Regions from separate parts of the Homo sapiens genome. Here region 1 is linked to region 2. Evidence: read pairs that join two places in POLR2A ChIA-PET (ENCODE). Cell type or tissue: MCF 10A. All regions are shown on one strand. Each heading gives the region's core, and the rest is flanking DNA. Links, peaks and the distances in the headings are about the cores only.

Evidence for each region. Peaks named below come from ENCODE experiments on the same cell type or tissue, not always from the same donor. Only the 100,000 strongest peaks of a DNase experiment are listed, where the experiment ranks them.
Region 1: POLR2A ChIA-PET joins it to region 2 with 6 read pairs; 7 of 35 experiments call an interaction of 5 or more read pairs at or near these places.

Annotation. Positions count from the first base shown.
Region 1 is chr1:223,733,388-223,745,956 of GRCh38, reverse strand. It overlaps CAPN2 (calpain 2), which reads right to left. Exons shown (of 21, transcript NM_001748.5): 3 at 1,739-1,857; 4 at 518-651. LOC105373046 (a long non-coding RNA gene) reads left to right here and starts at 4,645. Exons shown (of 3, transcript XR_949169.3): 1 at 4,645-6,068; 2 at 6,842-6,971; 3 at 7,173-7,495. RefSeq lists enhancers at 7,113-7,628, 11,198-12,058. In MCF 10A, for the core only: no CTCF peak of the experiment used is centred there; DNase peaks (open chromatin) are centred at 6,416 and 6,726.
Region 2 is chr1:223,852,934-223,865,502 of GRCh38, reverse strand. It overlaps the pseudogene PHB1P11 and the pseudogene ACTBP11. Among named protein-coding and RNA genes, the nearest start is that of TP53BP2, 13 kb to the right of the region's middle. In MCF 10A, for the core only: no CTCF peak of the experiment used is centred there; no DNase peak of the experiment used is centred there.

The DNA of each region.
Region 1 (12,569 bases), core at 2,383-10,382, 120 kb after region 2:
CCATTGCTAATCAGTGACATCATCTATTCTGGGCAAGTTTCCTACCTCTGCAATGAATAGTTCTGCCCATTGGCAAAAATTCTGCTTTTTTAAGTTGATACAAATGTGTCCTGTCAAGGAAGTAGAGCTCCTTCTCAAGTCCAGCACAATCAGTACCATAACTTGTTCCTGTGCATTTGGTTAAAGATGGTGATAGACATCATTTATCAGCGTACAGTGCAGCCAGGCACCCTGCATGCACTATCTCCTTGCATTTAGAGCCTAATTTTGGCCAAAGAAGTCCTTCTATAGAAAAGGACTTCCCACTCAAAGTAGTCCTGGAGTAGTTCTACTGATTTTTATATTTTTAGTAGAGACGGGGTTTCATCATGTTGGCCAGGCTGGTCTCGAACTCCTGACCTCAAATGATCCACCCACCTCGGCCTCCCAAAGTGCTGAGATTACAGGCATGAGTGAATTTTTTGGAATCCAGGGCATTGGGGGAAGGCCATGGGGCCAGGGGAGGATGGCAACTTACTTGGCGTATGCCTTCTCCAGCAGGGCGCTCCAGAACTCGCTCCCTTCGGCTGAATGCACAAAGAGCAGCTCCCCGTCCTTGGTGGGCAGCCTGTCATCCACCACCACCTCCACCCACTCGCCGTATTGCCAGAACTGCAGAACAAGAGAGGTGGGCTGCAGGAGGAGCTGGTGGCAGCACTGGGACTCTGAGCCTCAGCTGCCTCTGGCTCCCCTTGCCCTGATCCCCTGGGATAGGTTCCATGAGCGCATCCTGGGAGGAGGTGCTCCCTTAACTCTCCTATGCAGGCCAAGTCCTCACTAAAAAAGCGAAGACAGAGGCGCATGTCCATCCTTTCAAATCCACACCCGCCTCTTTAGCATTCTGCCCTGTACCTTAGGCTGTTTTTTTTTTTTTTTGAGACCAAGTCTTGCTCTGCCCAGGCTGGAGTGCAGTGGCACGATCTCGGCTCACTGCAACCTCTGCCTCCTGGATGCAAGTGATTCTCTTGCCTCAGCCTCCCGAGTAGCTGGGATTAAGGGCACGTGCCACCACACCCGGCTAATTTTTTTTGTGTTTTTAGTAGAGACGGAGTTTCAGCATGTTGCCCCAGCTGGTCTCGAACTCCTGGGCTCAAGTGATCCACCCACCTTGGCCTCCCAACCTCTGCCTCCCAGGTTAAAGTGATTCTCCTGCCTCAGCCTCCCAAGTAGCTGGGATTACAGGCCTGCACTACTACGCCCAACTGATTTTTGTACTTTTAGTAGAGATGGGGTTTCATCATGTTGGCCAGGCTGGTCTCGAACTCCTGACCTCAAATGATCTGCCCACCTCGGCCTCCCAAAGTGCTGAGATTACGGGCATGAGCTACCGTGCCCAGCCAGCTTTTTCAAGTATTATTTCTCATTTACCGGCATAAAAGGAGGAGAACTTCAACGTTTTTGTCTCAAACATCAAATAATACAGTTTTTTTTTTTAAACTTGGGAATTAGTTCCTGAACACCTTGCTCTACCTCCCTTTTACATGTCCCAAGAAACCACCCAGGGCCATCCCAGCCGGGTCTCACATCCTGGCCACGGGTAAGCCAGGAAGCTTCCTGCTCTCGCCCAATGTCCTTTGTAGAACAGTATTGGTCTTGGGAGTCTGCAAACACCAGGGACTGATGAACCCAGCCAAGCCAGAAGACTGTTCCTAGCCCCCTGGACCTGTTGAGGAACCACCTGAGCCAACCATTAAGTTACCTGGAAGTGAAAGATCCCTGCATAGTTTTCCTGGAAGCTCTGGTTTAGGGGGACGACTCGAGCCAGGATTTCTTCATTCAAGGTGAGGGAGGCAATGGCTGCCAGCAGCCAGCAGTCACCTGTGAACACAGCACAAGGAGCTCTTATCAGAGGGTCTTAGAACCAGGAGGATGTTAAAAATCTTGTCTCCACCTCCAGGGGCTTAAAGCCTAAGACAACCTGTGAATAGACAGAGTGAAGTTTCAGGCAGTCCCCCATATGAGGGTTGGGTCAGAGGGTTTGGGGGCTATTAGGTTGGTGTAAAAGTAATTGTGATTTTTGCACCAACCTAGTATTTTGAGGGAAATGCAAAGGGAGAAATGTTTTTGCTGTGTTGTGGTTGGGCAGAGATGGGAAATTTCATTCCCTGAAAGACCCAGAACTCTGGTGGCTGAACTGTGCCCTCAGAGCCCAGCCTTGCACCTGATTCGCAGCAGATGCTCCACAGTGAGAGAATGAAACCAGCGCAGCTGCAGAGGCTTCTGAGCACACAGGCTTTGAATGGGAGTTTGGGCTGGGTGTGGTGGCGTACACCTGGAGTCCCAGCTATAATACGAATACTTGGGAGGCTGCGGCAGGAGGATCCCTTGAGCCCAGGATTTCAAGGCTGCAGTGAGCCATGATTGCACCACTGCACTCCAGCCTGGGCAACAGAGGGAGACCCTCATCTCTAAATAAATAAACAAACAAATATATAAAGGGGAGTTTGAGTGAGAGAAAGAAAACGTAGTGCTAGATGGGAAGGGGACAAACGTTGCACGCCTCCTAGGAGGAAGGTCAGAGCCAGGAAAAGAGGCTCTGGCAGGGAGTACAGTCGCAGGAAGTAAGTACGGAGCAGTGCAGATGGAAAAGCCCTGAGTCAGAGGCAGAAGGCTGGACTGTCCCGAAGGGTTTCTGTGCGGAGGGGCAGAGGTCACTTCAAGGGGTAGACAAGGATGGGCACAACGAGGTGGGCAGCTGGCCAGGCAGCCTGGTCCCTCTCTGAGCCTCAGAACCCTCCCCCATGACATGGATAAGTGTGAGGCATAATGAGAGCAGGTGTGTAAGCACTCGGCACCCATTTGGTGCCAGTGCTAGGTTCTCAGCACAGCAGGCACCACAATCATTTCATGCAGTTAGAAGCAAGCTGATGCCAGCAACAGCACCCAGATGGTTTGCAGGGAGGGGTCATCTTCACCACAAAACACAAACAAAGGGGAGGGGGCCTGGGAAGAGGATGAGGAAGTTTACTCCATTCTTAAGGAATGTGCACTTTCCTACAATTTCCCATGACAATAATGGGAAGTAGCCTCAAAGGAGTTTAATTCACTGTTGGATTTATTTTCGCCAATTGACAGGTTTATTAAAAATGTTACTGAAGACTAGGCGCAGCGGCTCACGCCTGTAATCCCAACACTTTGGGAGGCCAAGGTCAGTGGGTTGTTTGAGCACAGGAGCTCGACACTGGCCTCGGCAACATGGTAAAACTTTGTCTCGACAAAAAAATACAAAAATTTGCCAGGTGTGGTGGTAGACACCTGTAGTCCCAGCTACTTGGGAGGCTGAGGTGGGAGGACTATTTGAGCTCAGGAGGTGGAGGCTGCAGTGAGATGTGATCATGCCACTGCACTCAGCCTGGGTGACAGAAGAGCAAGACCCTGTCTCAAAAAAAAAAAAAAAAATATATATATATATATATATACACACATATATATAAAATATGTAATATATGTAATATTGTTATATATATCAGTAACATATATATATGTTATTGAAGTTCACTGAATTCTTTGGTTTTGTTTTGTTTTTTGAGACAGTCTCGCTCTTGTCACCCAGGCTGGAGTGCAATGGTGTCATCTTGGCTCACTGCAACCTCTGCCTCCTGGGTTCAAGTGATTCTCCTGCCTCAGCCTCCCAAGTAGATGGGATTATAGGCACCTGCCACCATGCTTGGCTAATTTTTTGTATTTTCAGTAGAGACAGGGTTTCCCCATGTTGGCCAGGCTGATCTTTAACTCCTGACCTCAGGTGATCGCCTGCCTCAGACTCCCAAAGTGCTGGTATTACAGGCGTGAGCCAGCAGGACCAGCTGAAGCTCACTGAATTCTTTGAATTCTAGTCGATGACTTAGCATCCTGAGAGTTCCTGACCTAGCTTGTCCTGTTAGCACTTAGACATGGTTGCTTACAGCTCTTTGAGGCCTATATACGCTAATGACAGATCTATGGTAAGCGGAGACACATCCCCTGAGTCAGTCAGTTGGTAGCCTTGTAGCTCACGCCTGCAATCCCAGCTACTTGGGAGGCTGAGGCAGGAGAACTGCTTAAACCCAGGAGATGGAGTCTGCAGTGAGCCAAGATCACGCCACTGCACTCCAGCCTGGGCAACAGAGTGAGACTCTGTGCCCCCCAAAAAGAAAAGAAAAGAAAAGAAAAAGATAAAAGAGGCCAGGCATGGTGGCTCATGCCTCTTAATCCCAGCACTTTGGGAGGCCAAGGCGGGCAGATAGCCTGAGGTCAGGAGTTTGAGACCAGCCTGGCCAACATGGTGAAATCCCGTCTCTATTAAAAATACAAAAATTAGCTGGGCATAGTGGCATGCGCCTATAATCCCAGCTATTCGGTAGGCTGAGGCAGGAGAATCGCTTGAATCCAGGAAGCGGAGGTTGCAGTGAGCCGAGATTGTGCCATTGCATTCCAGCCTGGGCAACAAGAATGAGACTCCCTCTCAAATATATATATATATATATATATATATATACACATTATATATATATATACATTTTACAGCCAAAGATTCAAAAAGTTTTTCATCAGTTTTCCAAATTCTGGAGTTGAAGGAGATGTAGAGGCCACTAAAGAATGTCTTGATTTCTAAAAAGGTGGGAAGCATTTGAAATCCTACTTTTTTTGCTTCTGGTTCCTTCACTCTTTCCCTCACCCCAATCAGCAAAATATTTTGAACCAAGCTGGGAAGCTCCCTTACCCAACTGACTTCTTTCCTTTATTTTAATATCTGCTCGTGTAAGCGTTCTCAGTGACAAGATCTACACAATGATTACACAAAGGCTTAGGTGTGCCAGGCCCCGAGCTAAAAGCCTTATGCACATTATCATGTTATCTCATTTCCTTGTCACAGAACAGTTCCAAGGTAGGTACTATTTTCATTCTATTTCATAGTTGAGGAAACTGAGGTTTAAGGAGGTGGACTGGATCACCCAACGCTCCTAGCTAATTAGTGGCTGTCAGGTCTATCTGCAAAGCACAGGCTTTTGATGTATAACCAAAACAGTCTCCTCTGCAAAGAGGCTGGTGTCAATTTCGAATTCACCTAATTGAATTCGAAATTGGACAGGTCTTGGGGACTTTTGTCCTTAAGAGGTGTAAAGGTTTCTCTTCAAAGACCTTCCTCCCCATTTAATTAGGAATAAATAGTAACTTCTCTTAGAAGCAAAATTTATTCAAAGACCTGTGCTAACATTCTTAAATATCTGCTAGCCATGATAAAGAAATCAATGTACTTTATGTTCTTAGCTCCCACAATTTAGCCTAAGTATTTTCCCTGGCATGCTTATACTGGTCCAAGCAAGCATTAGGTCATAGCCTGTTCCTCTTCCTTATCTAAAGGTGTTTTTACCTTTCTCAGCATTCCACAAGTTACTTCCTCCTTCCTTTGTTCTCCTCTGCCTTTGCCTCTTTTAAAAAGTTCTAAGTTGTTAGCCAATCGGGACAAATACAGAATGGGAGGTCCTGTTCCAGCCAATGGAAACTGGACACAGCAGTAGGGTGGACGCGTCAGGTTATAAATGACCCTGTCTCCTTTGTTTGGTGTACTCTCGTGGCAAAACTCCTGGTGAGTGTACCCTTTCACAGAAAGTATAAAAATGTCCTTGCTGAGTAAATTAAATTTATGTTCAAGTGCTATTTCTTTACGGCACCAGGGAACAAGCATTTCAAACAGAGGTGACTCAATGGTGTTTCAGCGTCCAGGTGGCACGGTGTTCTCTCACTCCACCTCGACGGCCCATGTCCACAAGAGGGTTCCTCCCAACAAGAAGCCTGTTCTACAACCTCAGCAGTTGTAGACTTAGTCCCATCTTTCCCAGCTGAGGGTCCAGAACCTTGGCTGTCCCCATCAAGGTCAGAATCTACCTTACGTAAAATAATTTATGAAAACTCTTTCAGATCATCCTGCAGTGATTTCTTCCTGGTCAGGTGCCCTGGTTGAAGTCCATGACGTCTCTTCCTGGCAAAGCCTGTTTAGAGCTGTTATATCCTGGTCCGGATAAAATAAGCCAGCTAGCTCGAGAAGGGTGAGACGAAGAGTTTAACTCAGATGCTACAAATAACTTTTGGCTTAAACTGTTTTTAGCTCCAGGAAAGCCCCTGAGGGTGCCTTCCAGTGACGGAGGCCTCTCCTGGAATGTTGCCATATGGATGGGACTAGAAAAAGAAAGACCTATGGTTTTAATATTATGTATCTGCAAATAGTATTTTCCTTGTGCTCATTTTATTTTTGGAGGAGGGCTCTGCTCTCCAGTCACACAAAAATTTTGGCAGAGGGGAGGGTGGGATGGCTACTCAGACCTTGGTGTACCTCAGAGGACTGTCTGAACAGTGCACTTGGCACAAGCAAAACTCCTGCCTTCCTCTCCGGGGGGAATGTTCAGTTGTTACAAGCTCTTAGCCTTCCTGCTCAGGTACAAAATCTGCTTATGGGCCAGGCATGGTGACTCACACCTGTAATCCCATCACTTTGGGAGGCCGAGGTGGGCAGATCACATGAGGTCAGGAGTTCAAGACTAGCCTGGCCAACATGGTGAAACTCCATCTTTACTAAAAATACAAAAATTAGCCAGGCATGTTGGCACGCGCCTGTAGTCCCAGCTACTGGAGAGGCTGAGGCATGAGAATCACTTGAACCTGGGAGGTGGAGGTTGCAGTGAGCCCAGATTGCACCACTGCATTCCAGCCTGGGGCACAGAGTGAGACTCTGTCTAAAAAAAAAAAAAAAAAAAATCTGTTTATGCTTGGTTACCTGTTGATAACCTTTTGATCCTTAATTATTCCATTTATCTGAGAGCAGAAACTATTGTCTTGGGAACTTGAGTGCCTGGATCGTGGTGAGCTGGAGCTGAGTGCCCGATACATTCCAGCTGCCTCTTCATGTCCAGTCTACACCCTCCATCCTGCTGCCTGGGAGCTGATCTCTATGGGTATCTCACCGGGGGCCCAGGGCCTATGGCTGCTGGGGGCCAGAAGAAGGGAGGAGTGCAGTTAGGGTGTTTCTTCCCTGGCTCCTTCTCTGAGAGCGTGGCTCGGCTCCATGTGGCTGTGTCCCGTGACTGCGGGGCAGGTTGCACCTGCACATGAACCACTTTCACTGCTAGAATCTGACAATTGTCCCCAACTCACAGCTCCAGACCCTCTTCTGGGAAGGACTCAGCCACGCTTCCTCCTCGGATCACAGAAGACTCCAGATGCAAGCTGTCTGTTTGCAACAGTGTGCAGGGCTTCTCTGACTGGGAGGCTGCTCCTGTCAGCTGTTCACCTTCTTCACTGACTCCAGAGTGTGCACGTGAGCCTGCCTGGAGGCGCTTGGACAATCATTTACCCCATTTAAAAAAAACTGGCCTGCGTTCTTGACTGCAAAAACTCATTATCATAAAAATGCCATGTCCTCTTAAGTTAGCCTATAAACTTAATGTAATGCTAATAAAAATAGCAATAGGGCTAGGTACGGTGGCTCATGCCTGTAATTCTAGCTCTTGGGAGGCCAGGGCTGGAGGATTTCTTGAGCCCTCAGGATTTCAAGACCACCCTGAAATCTCACTATACTGTGAGACCCTGTCTCTATAAAAATTATTTTTAAAAAATTAGCCAGGTGTGGTGTCATGCTTCTATCGTCCCAGCAACTTGGGAGGCTGAGGCAGGAGAATCACTTTGAACCTGGGAGGTCAAGGCTGCAGTGAGCTATGATTGTACCACTGTACTCCAGCCTGGGTGACAGAACAAGACCCCGTCTCACAAAAAAGAAAAAAAAAGGTAATAAGATTAAAAATTGTTTTTGAACTTAGCTGATTCTGATAAGTTTATTTAAAAATTAAATATGAAGCATAGCTAGAAAAAAATCTAAGAGAAGGAAGTCTACCTCTATTAGATGTTTAAACACATAAAAAGCTACAGCAATTAAAACAGTATAGAACTTGTGCATGAGGATATAGATAAATAAATGGCACAGAAAAAATCTAGAATCAGACCTTCCCTGTGCTCCCCTGGGGGCACAGTGAGATTCTTTTATGGCTGTTGGGTGTCAACACTAAGTATAGGGCCCATCTGTAGCCCCTAAGGTGCTTTTGAAAGCATGCATGCCTTTTTTTTTCCCCTCTCCCGGTTTTGACACATTCCCTTCTTTCTGGGTTGTTTTTCTTTTAGAACTGACTGTTTTTCTTTACAGTACATGGTGTTATTGTATTCTCTCCCCCCCACCCCCCGCCCCGTCTCTTTTGGTCAGGCCTTAAATTCTCTGTGGAATGAGGTAAGGCATATGTAAATACTAAGCAATTCTGCCTAAGTCACTGTAAAGCTCCCACTCCCATCTCTCATCTGCCTTTCTCATCCCAGGAGCCTGACACCTGCCTCAGTCTGTCCAGCACCCTGGACATGAGCAAGGACAAGTGTCAGAGCTGGGTCCCCAGGGGACTCTGCTCATCCATGGGACAGACGGTGTCTCTGCAGAGAAGGAAGGTGGCTACCGATGACATCTCCCGCTAGCAGGGCCCTGGCTGTTGCTGGCCATGTTTATTACTAACGGCAGCAGATGAGGCCCTGCCTGGAGGTTCCTAAGCTGCCCCGTGAAGGTCCTGACCACGGGCTTGACAGACCGGCCATCCCTATATCCAGGCTGCCTCCATACCCAGCCATGCTTCTGTCCTGGAAGACACTCAACTGGCACAGACCTGAGAGGCTGGGGATGGAAAATGGAGGGGTTTTCTGCCTTGCTTCCTCTCCAGAAAAAGCCCACCTGGGTGCCCCACGAGCCTTATGCTTAGTCAAGCAGGGGCTGCCTACAGGATGGGATTTTAGGGGCCTCCTGTCCCTTCCTCCACAAATCTCCCCTACATCTGGTCTTAATTTCTTTATTCTTATTTTTATTTTTTTTTGAGACAGGTTCTCACTCTGTCACCCAGGCTAGAGTGCAGTGGTGCAATCACAGCTCACTGCAGCCTTGACCTCCCGGGCTCAAGTGATCCTCCCACCTCACCTTGTAGCTGGGATTACAAGCACATACCACCATGCCCAGCTAATTAAAAAACTTTTTTTGTAGAGGTGTCTTGCTATGTTGCCCAGGCTAGTCTCAAACTCCTGGTCTCAAGTGATCCTCCTGACTCAGCCTCCCGAAGTATTGGGATTACAGGCGTGAGCCACCGTGACCAGCCTAGACTTAATTTCTACAAGTGGCTCTCACTCTACATTTAGAGATCAGATGGGCTGCAAATACCCAGGGGGAAGGGAACCCTTGGATTTAAATGCTCTCGTGTGAAAAGGACTGAAAGCAGGCTTACTGGGGAAGATGGGAGAGGTAGGGTTCTGGGAGTCTGGACCCAGCACTGTTGAAAGGAAATCACCCAGGGCAGATGGTCCAGGGTTTCAAGGCCAAACTTGCCCCTGTATCTTTTGGTTAGGTTGGAACTGAGATTTTCCACCTTCCCAAATGGGGACCTCCAGGATCCCTGTGAAAGGCAAGTGTCACTGGAGGCTGGTGGTTGCCTGCTCCCTCAAAGCACTGACCTTACCGCTTGATTCTGTCACCTTCCCACACATCTTTTTGTCTCTGGGCACCAGGAGGCACCTGCCCGATGCCATCCTCCTGGGGTTCCTTGGCTTCTAGGCGCTTGACTGCCCTCTCACTCCCCTTTGGCTGGCTTTGCTCCTCCAGCCCAGCCCCTGAGGATCTCTCTTCCTGCCTCCCTTCCTGCCCAGGGCTGTGTGCTGCCCTTTCTACGTTGTCCAGGACCCCTCCAGCAAACAATCCCAGAGGCGGGGTCCCTGCTGGCCTAGTGGACAGAACCGGGGCACTCTGGGCAGGGGTGCTGGTCACTTGGGTGGTGAAAGGTCCCGAGTAGGCTGGGTGCGGTGGCTCACCCTGTAATCTCAGCACTTTGGGAGACCAAGGTGGGCAGATCACGAGATCAGGAGTTCAAGACCAGCCTGGCCAACATAGTGAAACCCCGTCACTACTAAAGATACAAAAATTAGCTGAGCATGGTGGCATGCGCCTGTAGTCCCAGCTACTAGGGAGGCTGAGGCAGGAGAATCACTTGAATCCAGGAGGTGGGGGTTGTAGTGAGCTGAGATTACGTCACTTCACTCCAGCCTGGGCAACAGATCGAGACTCCGTCTCAAAAAAAAAAAGAAAAGAAACGTCCCAAGTAGGTGGCAGGCTGGCAGGGGCGGGGGTACCTTTGCTGGCTGTCCCCCTCGCTGCTGGGCACAGGCCAAATGGCTCCACGGAGCACCCCACAGCCACGTTGAGCCTTCAGGTGGTTCTCAAACCAGAAAGGAGTATGGTGGAAAGACATCCCAGATAGATCTAAGAGGCTGGACCAGAGGTGGTTGGGGAGGGGCACTAGATTTGTGGTTAGAAGACCACAAATTTTTTTTTTTTTTTTTTTAGATAGAGTCTCACTCTGTTGCCCAGGCTGGAGTGCAATGGCTCCATCTTAGCTCACTGCAACCTCTGCTTCCTGGGTTCAAGCAATTCTCCTGCCTCAGCCTCCTGAGTAGCTGGGATTACAGGCGCCCACCACCATGCCCAGCTAATTTTTGTATTTTTAGTAGAGATGGGGTTTCACCATGTTGGCCAAGCTGGTCTTGAACTCCTGACCTCAGGTGATCCACCCGCCTTGGCCACCCAAAGAGCTGGGATTACATGCATGAGCCACTGCGCCCAGCCAGAGGACCTGGATTTTGGTCCTGATCTGGCCACTTAAGATTGTGTGAGCTTGGATACACTTCTTAATTTCTCTAAGCTGGTGTGTTCTCAGCTGTGAAAGGAGGATCATGATGAGGTGTATCCTCGGCAGGTTGTTAGGATCACGTGAGAGAAGGGAAACCGGGGTTCCATGGATGGGCTTTAGAGACCTGGAACCCCAAATGTTTTGTGCAAATTTGGCACACATGCAAACACATGCTGTTTTCTAGGGAGAGCAGTCTGGTTTCTCTCCCACTCCCACCCCGAATGGTTGGGAAACACTAGAGCCAGACCATGGAGTTCAAATCCTGACTGTGACCTGGGGAAACTACTCCCTCTGTGCCTCAGTTTCCTCATATATAACATAGGTTTAATAATAATAGACTGTCTCATGGCACTGAGAATTAAATGAAAAAAATATGCAAAGCATTGAGAACAGTGTCTCCAAGTGTTTGCTCTTTTCATTTGCTAATTTTATAGGCGTGGAAACTGAAACTCAAGGGAAGTGGAGTTTCGATTGGTACATGGTGTGCCAGACCTTGGCCACATTTGGCAGTCTTGTCCTCGAAAGGGTGCCAGGGTTGCCAAGGGTGCCGGCTGGTGAGGGGCAAGGAGAGAGGGTTGTGGCCGGGGGTCAGTGAGGAGGGAGGGGAGCTGCGGGGGAGAGTGAAGCAGTGCATAAGGTGTCTGTCTCACCGTCTTGAGCCTTCCGAAACTCTTCTTTGGAAGCAAGGGGTGTCCGAATAAGGAAGAAATAAAGGTAAATAGTGAGCACTGGGCGAGGTGTCCTGGTGTGTGCCTGTGGTCCCAGCTACCTGGGAGGCTGAGGTGGGAGGATGGGTTGAGCCCAGGAGGTGGAGTTTGCAGTGAGCTGTGACAGCAACACTGCACTCCAGCATAGGTGACAAGGCAAGACCCAACTCTTTTTAAAAAAAGAAAGTACATTTTTTAAAAGAGGGGGAGCACTGAGAAGGGTGTAGATACAAAAGCATTTGCTGGTGACACGAGGGTGGCCACTACAAAGAAGAGTGGCCACCCAGGCCTGACCGGGTCTCCAGCCGGGACTGTGGAGCCTCCCCTGCACTTCCCTGTAGCGCTGGATCCCGGGGCTGAGAACAGCAGCTCCTGGGAGAGGCTGGCCTTGAGGTCCCTTCCCTGCTTTTCTCCTCACATAACAGAAGGAAAGACGGCCCCTTAACAGCCTCCCTCCTCCTGAGTCTGCAGTTGGGACCGAGTCTGCAGTTGGGACCCAGTCTGCAGTTGGGACCGTTTCTCTCCCTGCACCCCTGGGCTGTCAGTTCTCTCAGGGAACGTTTACCACGTTTGTGCCTATGGCAGATGAGCATTCCTGTATTCATTTGCTCATTTGTTCAAAGACTTTTTAGTGTCATTCTCTCTGGCCCATTCTGGGACACCCACTGGGCTCAGTTAAGCCACTTTTGCCTATGGGTCTCTGGGAAATCCTCTCTGAATTCAAGCTTCCTCCACACCTTCTAATTTGTTTGGGAAAGGAGGTTTGATTTGTGTTTTTGAATCGTTAAGCACAGCAGCCTTCCCCTTCCAAGACTCACGTGACCTGGATAAGGGCTTCACTGCCCCCAGCAGGGCTGCCTTTCTTGGGGACCCACGGAGAGCACACCAGGTAGCCAGCCCTTCCTTCCACTCCAACCCACCCAGACCCTCCTCTGAGGACAAGGCACTCCCAGACAGACCTTATGAATGACTCCTTTAAACTCCAGGGCCTTCTACTGAAAAGATAAATTCATTCAGGGCCATGTCAGTAAATTTCCAGAGCTGTGCTCCCCAGCCTGGGTGTCTGCATCCTGAAGGTTGGCTGTGT
Region 2 (12,569 bases), core at 2,304-10,303:
GTTGGCAAGGCTGTGGAGAAATAGGAACGCTTTTACACTGTTGGTGGGAGTGTAAATTAGTTCAACCATTGTGGAAGACAGTGTGGCAATTCCTCAAGGATCTAGAACCAGAAATACCATTTGACCCAGCAATCCCATTACTGGGTATGTACCCAAAGCGTTATAACATTCTACTGTAAAGTCACATGCACACGTATGTTTATTGCAGCACTATTTACTAAAGCAAAGACTTGGAACCAACCCAAATGCCCAGCAATGACAGACTGGAGAAAGAAAATGTGGCACATATACACCATGGAATACTATGCAGCCTTAAAAAAGAATGAGTTCATGTCCTTTGCAGGGACATGGATGAAGCTGGAAACCATCATTCTCAGCAAACTAACACAGGAACAGAAAACTAAACACTGTGTGTTCTCACTCATAAGTGGGAGTTGAATAATGAGAACACACGGACACAGAGAGGGGAACATCACACACTGAGGCCTTTCCAGGGTGGGGGTGAAGGAGAGGGAGAGCATTAGGACAAATACCTAATGCATGCGGGGCTTAAAACCTAGATGATGGACTGCCAAGACCATGTCTGCCAGGTGAGCACAGAGCCTTGCCCTCGCTGCTCTGCAGCCTGTCCACACCCGCCGCCAGCTCACCATGGATGATGATATCGCGGCGCTCGTCATTGACAACAGCTCCGGCATGTGCAAGGCTGGCTTCACAGGGGATGATGACCCCTGGGCCATCTTCCCTTCCATGGTGGGGCGCCCCAGGCACCAGGGCGTGATGGTGAGCATGGGTCAGAAGGATTCCTATGTGGGTGACGAGGCCCAGAGCAAGAGAGGCATCCTGACCCTGAAGTACCCCATCGAGCACGGCATCGTCACCAACTGGGACGACATGGAGAAGATCTGGCACCACATCTTCCACAATGAGCTGCGTGTGGCTCCCAAGCAGCACCCCGTGCTGCTGACCAAGGCCCCCTGAACCCCAAGGCCAACCGTGAGAAGATGACCCACATCATGTTTGAGACCTTTAACACGGCAGCCATGTACGTGGCCATCCAGGCTCTGCTGTCCCTGTACGCCTCTGGCCGTACCACTGGCATCATGATGGACTCTGGTGACGAGGTCACCCACACTGTGCCCTTCTACGGGGGGTATGCCCTCCCCCACGCCATCCTGTGTCTGGACCTGGCTGGCCGGGACCTAACTGACTACCTCATGAAGATCCTCACGGAGCGCGGCTACAGCTTCACCACTACGGCTGAGCAGGAAATCGTGCATGACATCAAGGAGAAGCCGTGTTACATCGCCCTGGACTTCGAGCAGGAGATGGCCACGGGGGCCTCCAGCTCCTCCCTGGAGAAGAGCTACAAGCTGCCTGATAGCCAGGTCATCATCAAAGCAGTTCTGCTGCTCTGAGGCACTCTTCCAGCCTTCCTTCCTGGGCATGTAATCATGTGGCATCCATGAAACTACCTTCAACTCCATCACGAAGTGTGACGTGGACATCTGCAAAGACCTGTACTCCAACACAGTGCTGTCTGGCAGCACCACCGTGTACTCTGGCCTGCATAGCGGACAGGATGCAGAAGGAGATCACCGCCCTGGCCCCCAGCACGATGAAGATCAAGATCATTGCTCCTCCCGAGCGCAAGTACTCCGTGTGGATCGGCACCTCTATCCTGGCCTCTCTGTCCACCTTCCAGCAGATATGGATCAGCAAGCAGGAGGAGTATGACAAGTCTGGCCCCTCCACTGTCCACTGCGAATGCTTCTAGGCGGACTGTGACTTAGTTACATTACACCCTTTCTTGTCAAAACCTAACTTGAGCAGAAAACAATATGAGATTCGCATGGCTTTATTTGTTTTTGTTTTTTTTTTTTTTGGCTTGACTCAGGATTTAAAAACTGGAATGGTGAAGGTGACAGCAGTCTGTTGGAGCGAGCATCCCCCAGAGTTCTACAATGTGGCCGAGGACATTGATTGTACGTTGTTCTTTTTTTAAAAAATAGTCATTCCAAATATCATGAGATGCATTGTTACAGGAAGTTCCTTGCCCTCCTAAAAGCCGCCCCACTTCTCTCTAAGGAGAATGGCCCAGTCCTCTCCCACATCCACACAGAGGAGGTGATAGCATTGCTCTCATGTAAATTATGTAATGCCAATTTTTAAAAATCTTCACCTTAACACTTTTTTATTTTGTTTTATTTTGAATGATCAGACTTTGTGGCCCCCTTTTTTGTCCCTCAACTTGAGATGTATGAAGGCTTTCGGTCTCCCTGGGAGTGGGTGGAGGCAGCCAGGGCTTACCTGTACACTGACTTGAGACCAGTTGAATAAAAGTGCGCACCTTAAAAAAAAAAACCTAGATGACGGGTTGATTGGTGCAGGAAACCACCATGGCAAATGTATACCTATGTAACAAACCTGCATGTTCTGCACATGTATCCAAAAACTTAGAGTAAAATTTAAAAAATTGAAAAATAAATAATTAAAAAAAAGAAAATGAAAGCAATGCACCTTTGGGAGAAAATGTTCTCAATACACATGTCTGTTAAAGGACATTTTCCCAGAATCTATAAAAAAATTCTTACAACTCAATAATAAATAATTCAATTAAAGATGGGCTTACACTTGAACAGATACTTCACAAAAAAATACAGATGGCCAATAAACATATGAAAAGATGCTTATCACAAGTTATCAGACAATATCAAGTATTCTCAAATATGTGGAGCACCGGAACTCTTTTGTACATTGCTGGTGGGAATGTGAAACAGTACAACCGTCTTGGAAAAGTCTGCCAATTTTTAAAATAAAGGTAAACATACACCCACCAATTCTGTTACTAGATATGTATCAAAGAAAAGTGAAAACAGGTTGGGTGCAGTGGCTCCCAGCACTTTGGGAGGCCAAGGTGGGTGGATCAAACACCTGAGGTCAGGAGTTTGAAACCAGCCTGGCCAACATGGTGAAACCCCTGACTCTACCAAAAAATACAAAATTAGCTGGGCCCACACTGGTGGGTGCCTGTAGTCCCAGCTACTGGGGAGGCTGAGGTGGGAGAATAGCTTGAACCCGGGAGGCGGAGGTTGCAGTGAGCTGAGATCATGCCACTGCACTCTAGCCTGGGCAACAGACTGAGACCCTGTCTCAAAAAAAAAAAAAAGTGAAAACGTGTTCACAGAAAGGCTTGTACATAAATGTTCATAGCAGGTTTATTTATTCACAATAGCCAGAGAAATAGGAAATAACCCAAATATCTCTCTGTAGGTGAATGGGTACAAAAATCGTGGTACATATAAATAGTGGAAAGTTATTTAGCAATAATAGAAATGAATTACTGATATATGCAATAACATGAATGAATCTCAAAAGGTTATGCTGACTAGTGAAATTTGCTAAGAGAGTAAGTCTTAAATGTTCTCACCACACATACACAAATGGTAATTATGTGAGGTAATGGGTGTGTTAACTAACTTGATCATGGTAATCAGTTCACCATTTATATGTATATCAAAGCATCATGTTGTATACCTAAAATATATATAATTGTATTTGTCAGCTATTCCTCAATAAAGCTTGGGAAAACCCTTACACACTTAAAAAATATAACACCGTAAGAGGTAAACAGATGGCAATTCTGCTTTGTACAATACAAGCAAGGTTTGATCTTATTCATATGACTTTTTAAATGTATATAAAAATGAGACTGAAGTCAGGTGTGGTGGCTCATGCCTGTAATCCCAGCACTTTGGGAGGCTGAGGTGGGTGGATCACCTGAGGTCAGTAGTTCGAGACCAGCCTGGCCAACATGGAAAAACCCCATCTCTACTGAAAACACAAAATTAGCCGGGCGTTGTGTTGCATGCCTGTAATTCCAGCTACTCGGGAGGCTGAGGCAGGAGAACGGCTTGAACCCAGGAGGCGGAGGTTGTGGTGAGCTGAGATTGTGCCATTGCACTCCAGCCTGGGCAACAAGAGCGAAACTCCATCTCAAAAAAAAAAAAAAAAATGGGGAGAGAGACTGAAAATTGAAATCTCTCTTTGAGAAACAGATACTTATCTGTGTAGGGTACAGGAATTTCAAATTATAATTCCCCCCAAAATACAACAACAACAACAAAAACGTTATGGTGAACAAAAGAAGAGCAACACGAAAGAGTACATACTATTTTATTTTATTCATATGACATTCTGGAACATGGAAAACTACTCTCTGGCATCAGAAAGCAGATCTGTGGTTGCCAGTGTAGAGAAGACTAATACAAAGGGGTATGAGGATGAAGGAAATGTTATATAGCTTGATCTGTTTGTATTTGCAAGGGTGTATACATTGGCAAAACTCAAATAACTATACATTTAAGATACGTGCATTACTTTGTATGTAAATTATACCTCAATAAAGTTGACTTAAAAAATGAAGAACACAGGCTTTTGCATTACAGTGACCTGTTACTATTTCTCACTTGTACCCCTTGTAAAAGTTACTTATCTAAGTTCGAATTTCTTTATCTGTAAACTGGGAATATTAATAGTATCAATTTCATAGGGTTGTTATGAGATTTAATAAGATATTATATGTTGTATACTTCCAAGATCTGTCATGGAACTTAAAAATCAAAGGTAGTTCCTATTACTACTACACATGGTTTTTTTCTAATCACATCATGAAAGAATGCAGTTGATAATTCAGCCCATTTTTCAGAAGAGCTGCCTTTATAGATCTCAGAGTAGATGTGCACCTTTGCCTACCACCCACAGATCAGGCAGGCAGAAAATACAGACCATACTCTGGAAAAGCACCTTCTTTAATGCCAACTATCAGCAGGGAAATTGGGCTAAACTTCCTCTCCCAGCTGAGCTAGAGTATGACAATCTGTGTGCCTGGATACAGGGAGGGGCCCAATCTTTTATTACGAATTGAGATTTCTTTGGAGCAGAGCTACCCAGTTAGCCTGGAGCTACTCCAGGCTGACTCGAGTAAAAATGGGCTCATCTGACCCAGCTCGGTGTCAGAACAATGGGTCTATCTTAGATTCATCTGTGGTGTTATGTTTCGCTAAGGTTTTCTGCCCTCCTTGTCTATGACAGCTTGCTTAGCAACTTGAACCTGCTCTGCCCACAGTTTGGTTCTCTGCCACTTACCTTATGATTAGTATCTCAGTAACAGCTCCTGTCTGAACTTACCACTCACACACCAGTTTAATCACAGCCTGACTAGCCAGCTCTGCACCACCTCCTGCAGAACTTCTTGCCCAGATGGCTGCTGCCTTCTTGCCCAGATGGCTCTTCTCTTGGAGCCACCAGAAGAGTGAACCCTTCAGACTGAATAGCTCTCGGCTGGCACCTGGGAGAAGCAGGAAGAAATTTTTAGATTACACTTATCTGAATTTCTAATCTGAAGTATCAAAGCTGCATTCCATCACCCCTGCAAGGGATTTCAGTCTAAGATAAGAACTGAGGATGCATAATGGGTGGAGATTAATACCAGAGTTTAATGAAGCGGGGTTTGATACAGCTGGTGCATACAATGCCTTATTTGTCTTTGTATCTCCTGTTTTAGAGGAAGCCTTTCTGTTTGCAAGAGTTTCCTCTCTTTCGACTTTTCGTTCCATATGTTCCCTTGCCTTTGGATATTGCTCAGGTTAACCTAAAAACACACCCAGTGATGACAATGTGTAGAACATTCTATTTGTTTTTTTAGGCAATATTACATAGTGGTTTTCACCTTAGGCAGGCATAGATTTGAATCATCTCTGCTATTTATGAGTTGTGTGATTTGGGGTGAGGCCCTCTGCTCTAGCCATTCTGGCCTTTCTTCTGCCTCTCCAGCATGCCAACCTCACTCTTCCAAGGTTTTTGCATTTGCTCGTCTCTCTGCCTGAGACCCTTTTCATCCAGGACTTCTGAGGATAGTTTCTTCTTGTCTCTCGGATCTCTGTTCAAATGTCATCTCTTTGGATAGAACTTTCCTCACCATTATTTCTAAAATGCCCCACCTCGGTCACTATTGCACCATCTTATTTTAGTGTCTTCATAGCATTTATCTTATTTACTTGTTTATCATCTCTCTTCCCCAATTAGAATAAAAACTTCTAAGCTGGGCACAGTGGCTCACGCTTGTAATCCTAGCACTTGGGGAGGCTGAGGTAGGCGGATAGCTTGAGCTCTGGAGTTTGAGACCCGCCTGGGCAACGTTGCCATATCTTATCTCTACAAAAAAATACCAAAATATTAGCTGGGCACGGTGCCATGCACTTGTAGTCCCAGCTACTCCGGAGGTTGAGGTGGGAGGATCACATAAACCAGGGGAGGTCGAGGCTGCAGTGAACTGTGATCATGCCACTGCACTCCAGCCTGGGTGATGGAGTGAGAGCCCGTCTACAAAAAACAAAACAAAACAAAACAAAACAAAACAAAAAGAATAAAAACATCTAGAGAGCAGGGCAGGGCAGGAGGAACTTATCTGTCTTTTTCACCACAGTATCCCTAAAGTTTAGAATTGTACCCAGCACATACATAGCAGGTTTTTAGAAAGTTATCTATTCAATCAGTCAGTAAGTTAACATCTCTAAGCTTTAGTTTATCTGTAAAATAGAGATAATAGTACTTTCCTATAGGGTTAATGAAGATAATATGAGGAAATATTCGTAAAGGGCTGAGCATGATGCCTGACATATAGTAATTGTGCTATAAATGGTAGACATAGTTATTATTCTTTCTGCCTCCATTTCCCCTCTCCTGAGTATATAAGCTCCTCTAGAGCATCGACAATGCCTTATTCATATATTTCATATTGCTATGGATATAGTAGACAATAAAACTTAGTTTCAATGAAATAAAAATTTTTCCTAGTAAATCAAGGCTTCGAATAAGTGAAATAGAAAATACACTAACCGAACCAACCAAAGATGGTGAGCTCATCTTTTGGACTCAGTTAATCAGCCCTCCTCCCAGTGAGGGCTTTCATGACTGTCTCATCCTGGGAGGGTCAGGGGATAAGGTGACTATCCCTTGTGTGAACTTCAGCCAGAGCACCAGTGCATTTGATTTCACTCATGTGCTCGTAGGTACGTTTTCCTCTGCTAGATTGCGTGTGCTTTGAATTACTTACCTTTGTATCCCCACTGGCTGGCCCCTTGCCTTCTCTCGTACTCAGTATAGAAGTATTGAAGAATAGAACAGTGGTAAAGGGACAATAGTACAGGGATTAAGAATGTAGACTCTGGGCTCAAAGCATCTAGGTTCAAATCCTAGCTTCTAGCTTCTGCCACTTACCAACTGGGAGGCTTCAGACAAGTTACTTAACTTCTCTGTGTGCCTCAAGTTCCTCATTCATAAAATGAGGAGAACAAAAGTACCAATTTCATGAATATGGCAATGAAAATATTTCCTACCTATAGGGTTCTTAAAATAATGCTTTTTTTTTTCTTTTTTGAGACAGAGTCTTGCCCTGTCGCCCAGGCGATCTCGGCTCACTGCAACCTCCACCTCCCAGGTTCAAGCAATTCTCCTGCCTCAGCCTCCCAAGTAGCTGACACTACAGGTTTGCACCACCACACATGGCTAATTTTTGTATTTTTAGTAAGATGGGGTTTCACTATGTTGGCCAGGCTGGTCTTGAACTCCTGACCTCAGGTGATCCACCCACTGTGGCTTCACAAAGTACTGCGATTACAGGCATGAGCCACCACGCCTGGCCAAATGCCTTCGATTTTATGTGTACTTCATTTCACATAAATGTGCCCCAGACAGTGACTGGATCATAATAGACATTCAGTCGTGTTTATTGAATTAAATTGAAAACTTGAATGTAAATTGATATTCAGGGGTAAAGAAAAGCATGTTTATTTATTTATTTTTGTAGCTGGGACTATAGGCGCATGCTACCATGCTGGGCTAAATGTGTATTTAAATGGACAGGGAGAATTTGCCATAGTCGGTTCTTTTGTATAAGCATACTTTGATTACTTTTTTCAAGTTCATATTTATTCTATTAGATGTAGTAAATGTGATGTATGTTTGAAAATAGATTTCAGGGTATGTGTGGTTGGGGAATTCATGTGGAGGTCAGAGTAGAAGCAGATGTGAGAGGGTCAAGCAGAAGAAAACATGGCTGCCAAAGTGTTTGCGTCCATCGGCAAGTTTGGCCTGGCCTTAGCTGTTGCAGGAGGCGTGGTGAACTCTGCTTTATATAATGTGGATGCTGGGCACAGAGCTGTCATCTTTGACCGATTCCATGGAGTACAGGACATTGTGGTAGGGGAAGGGACTCACTGTCTCATCCCCTGGGTACAGAAACCAATTATCTTTGACTGCCGTTCTCGACCACGTAAAGTGCCAGTCATCGCCGGCAGCAAAGACTTACAGAATGTCAACATCACACTGCGCATCCTCTTCTGGGCCGTTGCTAGCCAGTTTCTCGCATCTTCACCAGCATCGGAGAGGACTATGATGAGCGTGTGCTGCTGTCCATCACGACCGGCATCCTCAAGTCAGCGATGACTCGCTTTGATGCTGGAGAGCTAATCACCCAGAGAGAGCTGGTCTCCAGGTAGGTAAGCAATGACCTTACGGAGCGAGCAGCCACCTTTGGGCTCATCCTGGACGACGTGTCCTTGACACATCTGACCTTCGGGAAGGAGTTCACAGAAGCGATGGAAGCCAAACAGGTGGCTCAGCAGGAAGTAGAGAGGGCGAGATTTGTGGTGGAAAAGGCTGAGCAGCAGAAAAAGGTGGCCATCATCTCTGCTGAGGGCGACTCCAAGGCAGCTGAGCTGATTGTCAACTCACTGGTCACCGCGGGGGACGGTCTAATCGAGCAGGAAGCTGTGGAAGACATCGCGTACCTGCTCTCACGCTCTTGGAACATCACCTATCTGCTGGCGGGGCAGTCCGTGCTCCTCCAGCTGCCCCAGTGAGGGCCCACACGGCCTCCACTTCCGCGGGCTGACCGGGCCACAGCCCCGGTGATTCTTAACGCCGCCTCCCTTCTGCTCCCACTCCAGAAATCACTGTGAAATTTCATGATTGACTTAAAGTGAAGGAAATAAAGGTAAAACCACTTCAGATCTCAAAAAATAAAAAAAGAAAGAAAATAGATTTCAGAAAACAATTACTTTAGGAGAAAAAAATCTTCAGTGGTTACAGTTTGAGGACTCATCAGTTCGAAGTGAAAATTCTCTCTAAGCAGATACTACTCTCCTTTTTCAGTTTTGTAGTCTCCTAAATTTACCTTCTCTGCTGACCTTTTAAAAGCTCCCTCTGGGCCTTAACTAGAGCAATAAAAATTGAGTTTGGCCAAGACTTTTACAAATTTTACTCTTGGGAGTCTCTCTGAACCTGTTCTGGGGTTCAGGGGCTGCCTGACAAAATACAAAAAAAGTTACTCTGTCTCAATTAATGTACATTGGGCGACAATAAGAGGTGGGGTGAAATATTCTCAACTGTCAATAAGAAACTTGAATGTCATACATAACAGTTATTAGAAGTGAGTTATGAATTCCTCATAAGTGGGATTTAAATGATGATATAAAATCATCGAGTTAGTTTCTCCTTGTCTCTCCTTTTTTTTTTTTTTGAGTTGAGTCTCACTCTGTCGCCCAGGCTGGATACAGTGGCGTGATCTCGGCTCACTGCCACCTCCACCTCCCTGATTCAAGCAATTACCCTGCCTCAGCCTCCCGAATAGTTGGGATTACAGGCGCACACCACCATGCCTGGCTAATTTTTTTTTTTTTTTTTTTTTTTTAGTAGAGACGGGGTTTCACCATGTTGGCCAGACTGGTCTTGAACTCCTGACCTCAGGCAATCTGCCCACCTCAGCCTCCCAAAGTGCTTGGATTACAGGCGTGAGCCACCATGCCCGGCCTAGTTTTTCCTTTTCTAATTATTTATCTTTAGCTATTCAGAGAAAAACTTTTGTGGCAGCAACACAATTACATTCATTTAGTAATTGAGAGTCAAACATTGTGTGCTAGGCTAAAGGGAATGCCCAGAACTTTAAGAACTGGTCCTTTCCTCAAAGGAACTTAGGCCACGTAGCTGTAAAATCAGTGTGCTTTTCATAGGTATTCTTGAAAAATACTTGAATAAATCCCAAGTTTAAAAATGATTTAAAAATGGTTAGGATGCAGTTCATTCAGTTCATTCTCATCTAACACTGTGTGTTTAAGAGGTGACCAAGAAGAAATACATGTACATTCCTTACAGTAGAATAAAGCCCCTTTGCAAGGGGGAGAATGGAAGCTGCGACATACTTCGTTGGTGGCCAATGGGCCTTTGTGAGTTCTTGGCACTTGGAAGCCTGTTTTCAGTATTTCAGGCTAAAATTCTCTTGCTTGTCAATAGAGAAGCCTTAATTTTTCTTTCTAAAGTCTCATCACATAGATTTTCTTTTTTTTTTTTTTCAAATGCTCATGGTAACACGGTAGTTATAAATATAGTTTTTTTTTTTTTTTTCTGAGACAGAGTCTCACTCTGTTGCCCAGGCTGGAGTATAGTGGCACCATCTCGGCTCACTGCAGTCTCCACCTTCTGGGTTTAAGCGATTTTCCTGTCTCAGCCACCCAAGTAGCTGAGTTAACAGGTGCTCACCACCATGCCCAGCTAATTTTTGTATTTGTATTTGTATTTTATTTATTTATTTTAAGACAGAGTCTCACTCTGTTGCCCAGACTGGAGTGCAATGGTGCGATCTCCACTCACTGCAACCTCTGCCTCCCGGGTTCAAGCAATTCTCCTTCCTCAGCCTCCTGAGTAGCTAGGATTATAGGCGGCCACTACCGCACCCGGCTAATTTTTGTATTTTTAGTAGAGACAAGGTTTTGCCACGTTGGCCACGCTTGTCTTGAACTCTTGATCTCAGGTGATCCACCCGCCTTGGTCTCCCAAAGTGCTGGGATTACAGGAGTGAGCCACCGCGCCCGGCCAGTGTATTTTTAGTAGATACGGGGTTTCACCATGTTGGCCAGGCTGGTCTCGAACTCCTAACCTCAAGTAATCCATCTGCCTCAGCCTCCCAAAGTACTGGTATTACAGGTGCGAGCCACCGCCCGGCCTCATAAATATAGTTGTTTATGAAAGACACCACCATTGGCCAATCATCAGAAGGGGAGCACTTTAGGTCTGTATTTCAGCAAGAGATTTACATTCCATAGATCCTTTCACTCTCATTCAATCAGAACTTTTTGTAGGCATTTATGAGATGGCTATTTGGGGTGACAGATATAATCTATGGCCATAGAACTGGGAAACACTGACTTGAATCATGTAAGCTACAGACAAATGAATAATTCATTGATTTAGTCACTCTTTAATTAATTTATTTATTCATTCTACTATTATGGACTGAGCACTGTTTTAAGTACTGAAGAATCCATGCTAAACAAGGATGAGTAGAGTCCCTACCTGTGGGTTACAGTATTGTGGGAGAGACTGACATTAATTGAATAACACAAACCAGTGTAATGAATACAGTGAATACAGTGGTGACACATGGTGTGAAGGTGAGGTCCTTGGAGCTATGCTACAGCATGTGCTAGAGGAAGCATGAAGGGCAAAAGGGAAACTGAAAAAGGTGGTGTGGCTGAGTCTCACAGAAGGAGAGGACTGTGGTACCTAGTACCACTGAAGGATGGGCAGAGACAGGCATTCAAGGGCTTGGAGGCAGAGTTAAGGAAGGACATCAAGCAGTGCTATCTTGTGATCAGATTTACGAGAAATGATGGTAGCTTGAATAGCATGGCTGTAGTCACGGAAGAAAGGGAGCTTGATGAGATATTTAGGAGACGGAATGAATAGACCTTGATGATTGAATAGATCTTAGAGATGAGGGAGAAATAAGGTCAAACATGATTCTCAGGTCTGTGGCTTGAGAAAATGGGAGAACACTTGTGGCATACACTGAGACAGGAAGTACTAGATGAGAACCAGAATTGGGAATAAAAACTACCCCTTGGTTTTAGACATGCTGAGTTGAGACATGTTGATATGGAAATCCAGCACTATTCAATAGAGCTTTCTGTGATGATGGAAGTGTTCTGTATCTACACTGCTGAGTATTTTAGCCATTACTCACATGTGGCTATTTACATTTAAGCTAAAATAAAAGATTTAGTTTCTCAGTTGCACTAGCCACATTTCAAGTGCCCAACAGCTATATGTGGCTAGTGATTTTTGCATTTGACAATGCAGTTCTAGAACCTAGAGAAGCAGCCTAGGTTGAAAATATAAAAAATTAGCCAGGCATGGTGGCTTATGCCTGTAATCTCAGCACTTTGAGAGGTCAATCCAGAAGAATTGCTTGAGGCCAGGAATTTGAGACCAGCTTAGACAACAAAGTGAGATCCTGCAGCTATAAAAAAAAATATGAAAATAGTCTGGGCACAGTGGCTCACGCCTGTAATCCCAGCACTTTGGGAGGCCGAGGAGGGCAGATCACCTGAGGTCGGGAGTTTGAGACCAGCCTGACAAGCATGGAGAAACCCCATCTCTACTAAAAATACAAAATTAGCCTGGCATAGTGGCGCATGCCTGTAATCCCAGTTACTTGGGAGGCTGAGGCA